Regions from separate parts of the Homo sapiens genome. Here region 2 is linked to region 1. Evidence: read pairs that join two places in POLR2A ChIA-PET (ENCODE). Cell type or tissue: IMR-90. All regions are shown on one strand. Each heading gives the region's core, and the rest is flanking DNA. Links, peaks and the distances in the headings are about the cores only.

Region 1 (5,384 bases), core at 219-5,218:
CCCAGCCAGTCAATATATCTTTTAGGTCTCTTTTAATCTATAGATTTCTCTGTATTTGTTGAGGAAACCTGATTCTGTTCAGTAGTTTCCCACAGTCTGGAGTTTTTGCATTCATCCCTGTAGTGGTATTTAACATGTTCCTTCGTTCCTTGCATTTCCTGTTCATTGGTAATTAAAACTAGAGTCTATATCAGACCCAGGTTCAATTTTTTAGCCAGACTACTTCGTAAGTGGTGTTGTGTTCTTCCATCAGGGGCATATAATATCTGGTGGTCTTTCTCCTGCTTGTTTTTCATTCATCCTTTCTCATATTTTCATATCTCACCTTTATGATTCCTGGAAAGGGGGCTGGGAGGTTGGGAGTCTGGCGGAGGGATTGCCAGCCTTTCTGCCTGCTCCTGTCATATTGCGTTGCTCTATTCCCTTGTTATTGGTCTATGCCATCAACATGGCTTTCCATTCCTATGGGGCATGATGGTGCTGCTAATGCCCTTCCCAGAGCTAAGGGGGGAACTGACATGTTGAAAAAACTTTAGAGGTTAACATTTTTTATTGCTTTTCTTCTTCCATGCTAGGGAATGCCAAGTCTGAGCCCTGCTGGCTTGTTATTGGTTCAGATGGCAAACAGCTATCAAGCAGGGAAGGGTCTGCTGGATAGGAAAGTAGCTGATGTACTTCCTTCCTGATCCATGCAGAATGGGAACGTAATTTCCAACTATTATTTGGTGCCCAAACTTCAAATTTAATGCTTCAGGCCTAAAGTCCAAACATAGTTGAACGCCATAAGAATGTTCCAGATTCCCTAGAGTTGGGTCAACATGGGACTGACATATATGAAGGATTTGCCTAACCATATATTGCCCACAGCAATATTGAATCCTTGCTCAAATTCCAGGCTAGTGTGTTGATTAGAAGTCTAGAAAAGAGAAAAAAAATGTCGTCAGTCATTACAGCCAGCCTTTCTACAAAATAATCTTTTTTTTTTTTAAAGATTCAGTAACACAGAGTATTTGTTTCTATTTGACCTCAATTTCTTCATCAACTAATTTTACCTCGTTGAATCCTAAGTGTAGCAGATTCTGTTGATACCTAGCCCTGTATCACTCTGGCCCACCTTTGAGTTCACATGCAGCTTGAGTGGGTCAGCTCCTGGCCACGTGGACAGGTGCCTACCTCATGTGCTTGTGGCTCCCTACTCTTCACCCAGAGGGTTTGCTCCTGTTCTACCAGAAATTATCAGACTGCTCAGGACATTGTGGAGGTACTGGGAACTTAAGATCCCCAGGTGCAACCCTTGACCCCTGAGAAATGAGAGTCAGTGGACACATCCCTCAGCTTCCCCATCCCTTGGCAGGATAATCCTGCGGCATGTCCTCCATGGAGCTTCAGAGGGTTCCCTGTAGGATTTATTGGTATTGGACTTTCCTACTCACTGATGCAACTTTGAACTTTTGTTCCTTTTCAGTCTTCCTTTCTCCACTATTTCACTTAAGTTTCCTGCAATCACTTCCCAAATAAGCCACCTAAACCCAATTTATTGTGTCAGAGCCTGCTTTTGGGACAACACAAACTAGTCAGGAAATAATTTTGTAAGTGACCTCAAAACGCTTTGGAACAAGTGTGTGTAAATAAGTAAATATTGAGCATTATGTGCTGGATACATCCACATGTGAGTCATCTCTAATCCTATGAGTGAGCTATTGATATCTCCACTTTTTTTAGATGAGAAAACTGAAAATATGAGACATGCAAAGAAATTGCCCAAGAACACATAACCCGTAAGAACGAAGATGCAAATCCATAAAGACCAGCAACATTGTCTTGGCTCTTGTTCTCCATTATGTTTTTGGTGGAAGATTTTCTCTAATAGCTGGCAGGTTTCTGTCTTTCATTCTTCCTTTTTTGAATTGTTCTATTTGCTTATCTATATTTTGAATGGGTGAATTTCCTGCCAGTTGAACTTCAAGTTGTAAGTAAAAAGGCCTATCTTGATGTGGTCTCCTAGCAACAATTTATGAAGCACTTTAAAGCAATTATTCTTCTCAAGCACGTTTCCAAATGTTGAAGCATGTTCATTCACTTCGATCATTACAATCTCCAAGAACATTCATTCTGTAGCACACAGTTCTGGTAATTATAAGCTCATCAACAGGTTGCTTAGTGAGCGGAGAGCAAGGACAAACCCCACTCTCCCCAGGAGCTGAGCACTTTGTTTCCAGCCTAGCAAGGCAGGGCAGGGCAGATCCACTCCTGCCCAAATGAGTCTTAGTTGATTTGTGGAGTGGTGAAGGGGGAAGAATATTTAAACCCCAAATAGCTCTCTGTAAAATGTGGAGTCCATGGCAACACACACAGTCCTAGGGAGGATTTGAATATCTAAGGCCTGAGTCTGCCATTCAGTTTTCTGTGCCTCTTCCTCTGGACCCCTCCCTCAGCCCACCCTAGATCTGGAGACTCAACATCAGGCAGAGGCCTCATCTTGCCTCCCATGGGTCCTTAAACATGTAGTTCTGCCCAAATTAGCCATTGGCCCTTCAATTTGTCTTTCTTTCCTTGTCTTTTTCTAAGAATTCTCTTTTATTTTTATCTTCCTTTGAGTGTTTTAGGACACAAGTCTGGAAGGGGATCTGGATTGCTGGCAGTCACCCTGTAGGTTCAGCAAATAGGAATGTCCATTTGGCAAGCTAGAGGGTTGTCCATCTGGGCTATGGTTGTGAAACCATCAGGCCTGACTCCAACTCCACTGGAGAGGAAATTACAATCAGGATGGTGCCTTGGACAAAAATTAAGCACTCCTGGGATGTTTTAGATCTAAGAAAGGGGAAGGTTGACTTTCCTACTAATCCGGGAAGCTGCTTTTTTAAAAAAACTCTTTATTTTGAAACATTTTAATTCACAAAAGAGTTTTTCTATACCTCTCACCTGCTTTCCCTAAGGTTAACATCTTATGTAACTGTAGCACACTTATGAAAATAAAGAATCAGTTGTATTGATAATGTTCTTATGAAGGGAAATTGTACGAATCCCAGGATAGTAAAGGCCAGATGCATGCACACACACACACGCACACACACACACACACACACCAGATAAACATATACAATATACAGACACATACACACCAGAAACACACACAACATGCATACAGATATTCACACAAATACAGATACATACACAACATAATACAGATATACACAACATACAGACACACACACATCAGACACACACAACATACAATACACAGACATACTTAGAACATAATACAGATATACACAACATACAGACACACACACATCAGACACACACAACATACAATACACAGATATACTTAGAACATAATACAGATATACACAAGATATGCATACACGACATACATATACATACAAAATACAGATATACACATGTGCATGCAGCAAGACAAAAATAGACACATGCAACATACATACAAGCACAAAGTATATACAGATATACATGCAACATACATACATACAGAGATATATGAACACATACAACATATGTACAGAGATACATAGCATACATGCTCTTAAAATTATGGCTCATACTTTATATACTGAGAGTGCTTCTTGGTGGAATTTGAGCTGGTTGATGGAGGCAGAAAAGTGCTGAGACAGAACTAAGGAACAATGGTGATGAAGCAGTCAGGGCATGGGGTCAAGAATGACTCTCTCTACCTGGAAATTGTTATTTCTTTGTGGAAATGGGGCTGCCATCTACCATAGTAATAGTTTGGGTTGCAAAATCTGACCCACCAAACACGTCAAGGAAGACTTGTTCAGATAAACTTTAGATATAAACTGTTCTGCCCCATTTACCCAGTCAGGGTAGGGTAGGTACAGCCAGCCCAAATTTCCTGGGTCCCCATGCAGGAACAGGAGCAGAAAGGAGAGATGTTTCATCCTGAGACTTGGCTAAAATGACATAAGCATTTATTATCTCTTGTAGTTTCTGTAGGTCAAGAATTTGGGAGCAGCTTAGCTGGATGGTTCTCGCTCAAGGTGACTCAGGAAATTCAGTCAAAATGTTGGCCAGGACTACAGTCATAGGAAGATCTGACTGGAGCCAGGCAATTTGCTTCCAACACAGCTCACATACATGAATGGCAAGTTGATGCAGCCTGTTGGCAGGTCGGGGCTCAGTTCCTTACCACATGGGTCTTTCTGTAGGGATCCTGGGTGTTCTTCTTGGCATGGTGGCTGACTCCCCCAGAGCGAATGATCTAAGAGAGCAACGCAGAAGCCTCAATGTCTTTTATGACCTAGCTTTGGAAGCCACACTTTGTCGTTTCTGCAGTGTCCTATTAGCTAACAGGTCAGCCCTATTTAGTGTGGGAAGGGACTATCCAAGAGTGTGAATATCAGGGGGCCATCTTGGAAGCTAACTACCACGTGATCTTTTTTTTCTGATGATTTCATTCCAATTTAATAAAGCACTTTTAGACTAAACCTCAAGGTATAGTCAAATATAGTCAAACTTGGTTTCAAAACCAAGTTGGTGAAGTTGGTGAAAGCTAAAGTTAGGTCTCCTAGATAAGATGATATTTGAGTTGGGAACTGAAGGAAATATAAGAGTTATGGAGAGAGTGGTGAGAGATGAGGTTAGAGAGGTGTGTATGTGTGTGTGTGTGTGTGTGTGTGTGTGTGTGTGCACCTGCGCGCCTTGTAGGCCATTGTAAGGACTTGGGTATTTTATTCTTTCCATAATTTGAGGAGCCTTGCAGGTAATATATCCCTGAGTGCTTTTGTCTTCTTCTTCCTCCTTTCCCTCTTATGTGTGGAGTTCAGATGACATGTGGGATTTTGGTGAGTTGTGAAGGAAGGAGGCCAGGACATTTGAAACAGAAATGGAAAATTTGTTTGATAGAAGTCACTGTCGGCCGGGCCTAGTGGCTCATGTCTGTAATTCCCAGCACTTTGGGAGGCTGAGGCGGGTGGATCACTTTAGGTCAGGAGTTGGAGACCAGCCTGGCCAGCATGGTGAAACCCCATCTCTACTAAAAATACAAAAAAATTAGCCGGGCATGGTGGCACATGCCTGTAGTCCCAGCTATCTGAGAGGCTGAGCCAGGAGAATGGCTTGAACCCAGAAGGTGGAGGTTGCAGTGAGCCAAGATCATGCCACTGCACTCCAGCCTAGGCGATAGAGCAAGACTCTGTCCCCTCTCCAAAAAAAAAATAGAAGTCACTGTTTTGCCATGAACAAACTGTGCGTGTGTGGTTGTGTGTGTGACAGAGAGAGAGACAGAGAGAGAGAAACGGAGACAAATATAAAGGGATTCAAGAGAGCAATATGGATTGGTAAAGCCTGTAACAATATCCTTTTCTTTTTAAAAGTTATTTTAACAAATTTGTACTTTAAAATTTTCC
Region 2 (5,384 bases), core at 171-5,170, 330 kb after region 1:
AGTATTTCTGTGCATATAAGAGCAATTACAGTTGTAAGTTGATATGGATAAGTGAAAGTTAAGCACTTCTTTCTAAAAAGAGAATGCAATTCATTTTCCCCTAATCATTTCAATTAGTCTGATGGGCATTTGAACTTGTTGTCTTTAAAAAGTGAAATCTTTACCTCTGATCTGGTAAGTATCCAGGCAATTTCTTGTGTGCCACCCAGGAGGTATCTGGGGAGTGGGCATTTTCTGACTGAGGCATTGGCTGCCATAGCATCAGAGCAGCCTTCCAGGCAGTGGCCTGGCAAGGGGACAGAGGCTGGTGGGAGCAGCTGGCTGAGTGCAGCCAGTAATGGCATGTGCATGGTCTGTAGAGAATGTAGAAGCAATAATGAAGCCGATAAAAGCTGGTCTGCATTTTATTATTATCATGCGCCGGTGGTTCTAAACAATGTCAGTGATAAATTACTCCTCCCCATCATGGACCAATGGCTGCCACTGCTCCAGGGAAGTGCTTTTTATTCCGTTTGGTGTTTAGGGAGGGATGGAGTTGGCTGGCCTTTGCTGAAAGGCCTACCAGTTTGTTTTCTATTTGGCAAAAGAAGAAATGATAAAGTTCTAGAGTTTAAACCAGACTCAGATTTGAGTTTTTTTTTTTTTTTTTTTTTTTTTTTTTAAGGCTACAGAACTGTGCTTTCCTTGGGCAGTAAAAGAGGCAATGGGCAATGTGGGACCTGATGACAAAGGGAAGCAAAGCTGTCTTAGGGGTGGCATGGAGGAGGTGCTGCTTCACAGCAGAGAGAGGTATGGCTGTGCTTGGAGTGTCCACTTAGACAACTCCTGGCTGTGCAGCCAGGCCATCGAGATGCTGTTTCCTTGACCTGCAGGTCCTGGTCTTGCACATGGATGTTTCTTCTGGTGCAGGAGACAGAAAGGTAGCAACAACCCCTGATCAAAGCCTCAGTCCTTCCTTATTTACTGGAGAGCCCCTGCTGATTGACCAGAGGCACAGCTGGGGATATTTCCTTTACCTCTGTAGCAAGAGACAGCGTGGTGCAGAGGAAAGTGCTAGCATACATTACCCTGTGGCTGCATGACTTTGTGAATAGGTTAGTTAGCACCCTTTCAGCCACTTCTTCTTACCTGTTAATGAGATAAAACATGTAATTGCTTAAAAACAGTATTTGGCACATAGGAAGCACTTAGTGAATATGAATTATGATTTTTTTTGGAGTGGTGACATCTCAACCAAGCCATTTAACCCCTCAGCCTTACTTTCCTCAACTATAAAATAGCAGCTAACTTGAAATGTAAACTATAAAACCTAATGTAGTATCTGGCACATAGTAGATTCCCAATAAATGAGAGCCAGTATTCTTTCTAAGACAGTGATGCATTTCTGAGCACCTGGCCTTGTTCTTCTGCCTTGCAATTTATGCAGCAGTTGAAATAGACTGGCTGATGGGGGTAAGTTGTCAAGCAGACTTTCTGATCTTAGTGGAGGAGACTGCCTTAAAACAACACTAATTTCCTTTTTCTTTTCTTTTCTTTTCTTTTAAGACAGAGCCTCGCTCTGTCACCAGGCTGGAGTGCAGTGGCGCAGTCTTGGCTCACTGCAGCCTCTGCCTCCTGGGTTCAAGCGATTCTCCTGCCTCAGCCTCCTGAGTAGCTGGGACTATAGGCATGCTCCACCATGCCCAACTAATTTTTGTATTTTTAGTAGAGATGAGATTTCACCATGTTGGCCAGGATGGTCTCGATCTCCTAACCTCGTGATCTGCCCGCCTAGGCCTTCCAAAGTGCTGGGATTACAGGCATGAGCCACCATGCCTGGCCTTCTTTGAGAAGCTGGAGACATGAGTTAAGTGGTGAAGAAGCCAAATCTGTATCTAAAAACCCTACAGTAGTGTGCAGAGCTCTGAGGAGAGAAGGTCCCTTAGATTTTGAGTGTATTATTATGTCAGTGCTTGTTTTACATCTCTCTGTTCACGCAGTATGTCCCCTTTTCTGCCTTGCAGCTGTTTCTTAAATTCTTTCTTTCTTTGCTTGTCTTGCAGCACAAAACAGGCTTCAGTATAGGGGGAAATGCACAGAAACACTGCCTTTTCCTACAGGAAATCAGTAACTTTTTACTGATTTTGTTTTTATTTACTTATTTTATTTGTTTAAATTTATTTTTAGTTTTTTTTTTTTTTAGAGACAGGGTCTCTTTCTGTTACCCAGGCTAGAGTGCAGTGGTGCCCTTAGAGCTCACTGAGCTCACTGCAGCCTCGAATTCCTGGGCTCAAGTGATCCTCCTGCCTTAGCCTCCCGAAGGGCTGGGATGACAGGCATGAGCCACTGCACCTGGCCAACTTTTTGCTGATTGCGAATAGCACTCTTGTCAATTTCGGAGAGAAGCTGAGACTGGCATATGTCAGTATGGATCCCCACTTAGAGACCTGTGTTTATCTGCACTGACACCCCATCACAGCATGATGAGCTTGGCCCTCCTGTGCTGTCTCTCCCAGGGCTGGGAGGATCCTTGAAGCTGATCTGGTTTGGAGCTTTGTCCTCATTCACCTCCTTTACCACACACCCACCTTCCCAGGGCGGGGATCTACCACTCACTAAGTAGCCCATTCTGGGTGTTGACAGCTCTAATTGTTAGAAAATATTCACCACCCTGTTATGCTTTCTAGAGAACAAGTCTAATTCTGTTTTCCTTGAAATAGTCGAAGACAGCTCTCATGTTTTTCTTTCCCTGTTTTCCCAAAGTCCATGATTTTTTAGGCAAAATGGCCTCCTTTCCTCTTATGGAATGTTTTTCCTCCCCATTTCTGCCTCTCCTCTGGTTGTGTTTCAGTATGTCTGTGTGCTTCTTGAAGTTTACTGGAAATTATGAAAGTATTCTGGCACAGAGGAGGAAGGGATTTTTGCCTCCCTTGTTCTGAGTGCTACATTTCCGTTAATGCAGTCTGAGATTGTATTAGGCATTTTGGCATTCACGTCACCTTGTTGACTCATATTCCATGTGCACTCAAACAAAATTGTGATTATTTTAAATAGGCAGAATTGCAAGTTACGTGTTCTCCATTTCTTTGTTGTATTGTTGGCTTTTTGAACTAAAGGGAAAAATGTCTTTTTTCTGTTTTACATGTTTAGATTCCCTATGCTATCCTATCCTCCCAAAACCATTTTAGATTCTGATTTTGCCATGTATTATATCTGATACTCCTTTCTCGTCATCTAGAGATGTGATAAACAACTCTCTTTGGCCTCATTCCAGTCATCGATAACTGTGGGACAAAGACTTGAAGCTTGGATCAGTCCAGTGGAGACTAACCACCCCTGTAGACCCTTTTTTCCTCAACTATAAAATAGCAGCTAACTTGAAATGTAAACTATAAAACCTAATGTAGTATCTGGCACATAGTAGATTCCCAATAAATGAGAGCCAGTATTCTTCTAAGACAGTGATGCATTTCTGAGCACCTGGCCTTGTTCTTCTGCCTTGCAATTTATGCAGCAGTTGAAATAGACTGGCTGATGGGGGTAAGTTGTCAAGCAGACTTTCTGATCTTAGTGGAGGAGACTGCCTTAAAACACCACTAATTTCCTTTTTCTTTTCTTTTCTTTCTTTTTTTTTTTTAAGACAGAGCCTCGCTCTGTCACCAGGCTGGAGTGCAGTGGCGCAATCTTGGCTCACTGCAGCCTCTGCCTCCTGGGTTCAAGTGATTCTTGATTCTGTAGACACTACCACTCAGGCCTATATTGTAATCAGTGCTGGGCCACTGGGCTCCTGCTTCTGTGATCCAGTTGGGAAGTTTATCTTGTTCTTCCCTTCAGCTTGCATCTGCTAAATTCGCTGGACTATACACAGGTGATTTGTAGATATGGGGATCTCTACTCAAATACTCTCATGATTTCCTTGGCTAGAGCATCATTTTATTTCCACTTATTGGAAGAGACCTTAGAGACCAGTTAGTTCATTTATAGATAAATTAGTTGATTCTGTCATTCAACCCTTATATATTGAGCGTCTCCTATATGCGAATCACTGTTCTAAGTGCCGAGACACAGAGGTGTCCAAAACAAATATGGCCCCTCTCCATATGGAATTTCTATTCTAGAGAAGAATCTGACCCAGAAGGGGGAAGTGACTGTCCCAAGTCTACACAACCACAGAAGGGATATTCTGGGAATAAATCACGGCTAAACCCCCCTGCTGCTCCAGGCAGTTCTCCTTCTACAGTGCTCTATTGTGCTGTTTTAATAATCTTTCAACTGGGAAGAACTCCCATTTCAGGAATTAAGCCGTGGACAAATCTTTTAATTATCCTTGAAATCATCCTAATAAGAAATCCAAGGAGGAAGTCTTACAGGGTGCCTCACCCACTTTTCTCATCACTGGAACTTTTTAGACATTTTATTATTTTCTTCCTAAACCAGAGTACAGGCACACAAGTTGAGTGGTGTGGTGGCTAAATTAATTAATGTTTGCAAGGCAGTGTGAGAAGCATTCATTCATCTTAAATACCTATGGTGACTGCAACTCAGATGTAAAAATTGGATAAATCCTCAGAAACCCTAGGGAAAGTGACATGTCTGTATTTTGTCTCTGTGAGATACAGACTGGCAGAGATAAGTGTTTCTCTGGGTGAGTTTTGTGTGGTATCTGGGATGATTTTAGGCAGTACGTGGATGAGAACTTTTAATTTTAACCCACATCCAATTGCAATTTCATGGAAATTATTGCTTAGGAGGATGTTCAACAGGAAAAATATAATTAAAGTTAATTCAAAAGAAACATTTTCTGTGAATATGGTAAAACTTGTGAGAGTAGTTTGTAAATGATTGAAGATTGGAAAACATTGGTATAAGAGTGAGTGTGGGGTTTTGTATTAAGATTCATTTTGGGAAGAAATCCATGCTGCATCCCTCATGAAGTGTGAACTTTGGGCATGTGTTGATTCTTTCTGGCCCAGAGTTTACCTGAAGATTAGCTGCCCTGAGGGTCACTGAGCATTAAATTAGATGATGTCTGTGGATGACTGATAGTGAAGCTCATAGCCCACAGTTGACACATAATAAATTCGAGTTGCTTTGCTTCCCCTTCTGTTCCTGGCTGACTGTTTGGCCTTTGCCACTTGTTCGGCCTCTCTGGGCCTTAAGTTTCTTTGCCTTGAAATTGGAACTTTCTTTGGTGAAACAACCAGAAAATGCTTCAGCCCAGAAACTTGGTCAGTACTTGGATGGGGGATCACCTGGGACTACCCAAGGATGTGGGCTGTCTGCTAGACTATAGCCCCTTGAGGGCAAGGTGGGCGCCTTGCTCATGGTTCCATCCTAAGCCCCAGCACAGTAGTGGGTGCATGGTGAGCCATTAGTGAATCTTTGTGGAATGAAGGTGGGAGAAA

The links. Peaks named below come from ENCODE experiments on the same cell type or tissue, not always from the same donor. Only the 100,000 strongest peaks of a DNase experiment are listed, where the experiment ranks them.
Region 2: POLR2A ChIA-PET joins it to region 1 with 5 read pairs; 2 of 35 experiments call an interaction of 5 or more read pairs at or near these places.

The regions. Positions count from the first base shown.
Region 1 is chr9:105,203,275-105,208,658 of GRCh38, reverse strand. All of the region lies in intron 2 of LOC112268038 (a long non-coding RNA gene), which reads left to right. Among named protein-coding and RNA genes, the nearest start is that of SLC44A1, 39 kb to the left of the region's middle. In IMR-90, for the core only: no CTCF peak of the experiment used is centred there; a DNase peak (open chromatin) is centred at 2,668; H3K27ac peaks cover 462 bases.
Region 2 is chr9:104,877,306-104,882,689 of GRCh38, reverse strand. All of the region lies in intron 5 of ABCA1 (ATP binding cassette subfamily A member 1), which reads left to right. Among named protein-coding and RNA genes, the nearest start is that of ABCA1, 48 kb to the left of the region's middle. In IMR-90, for the core only: no CTCF peak of the experiment used is centred there; a DNase peak (open chromatin) is centred at 2,939; H3K27ac peaks cover 474 bases.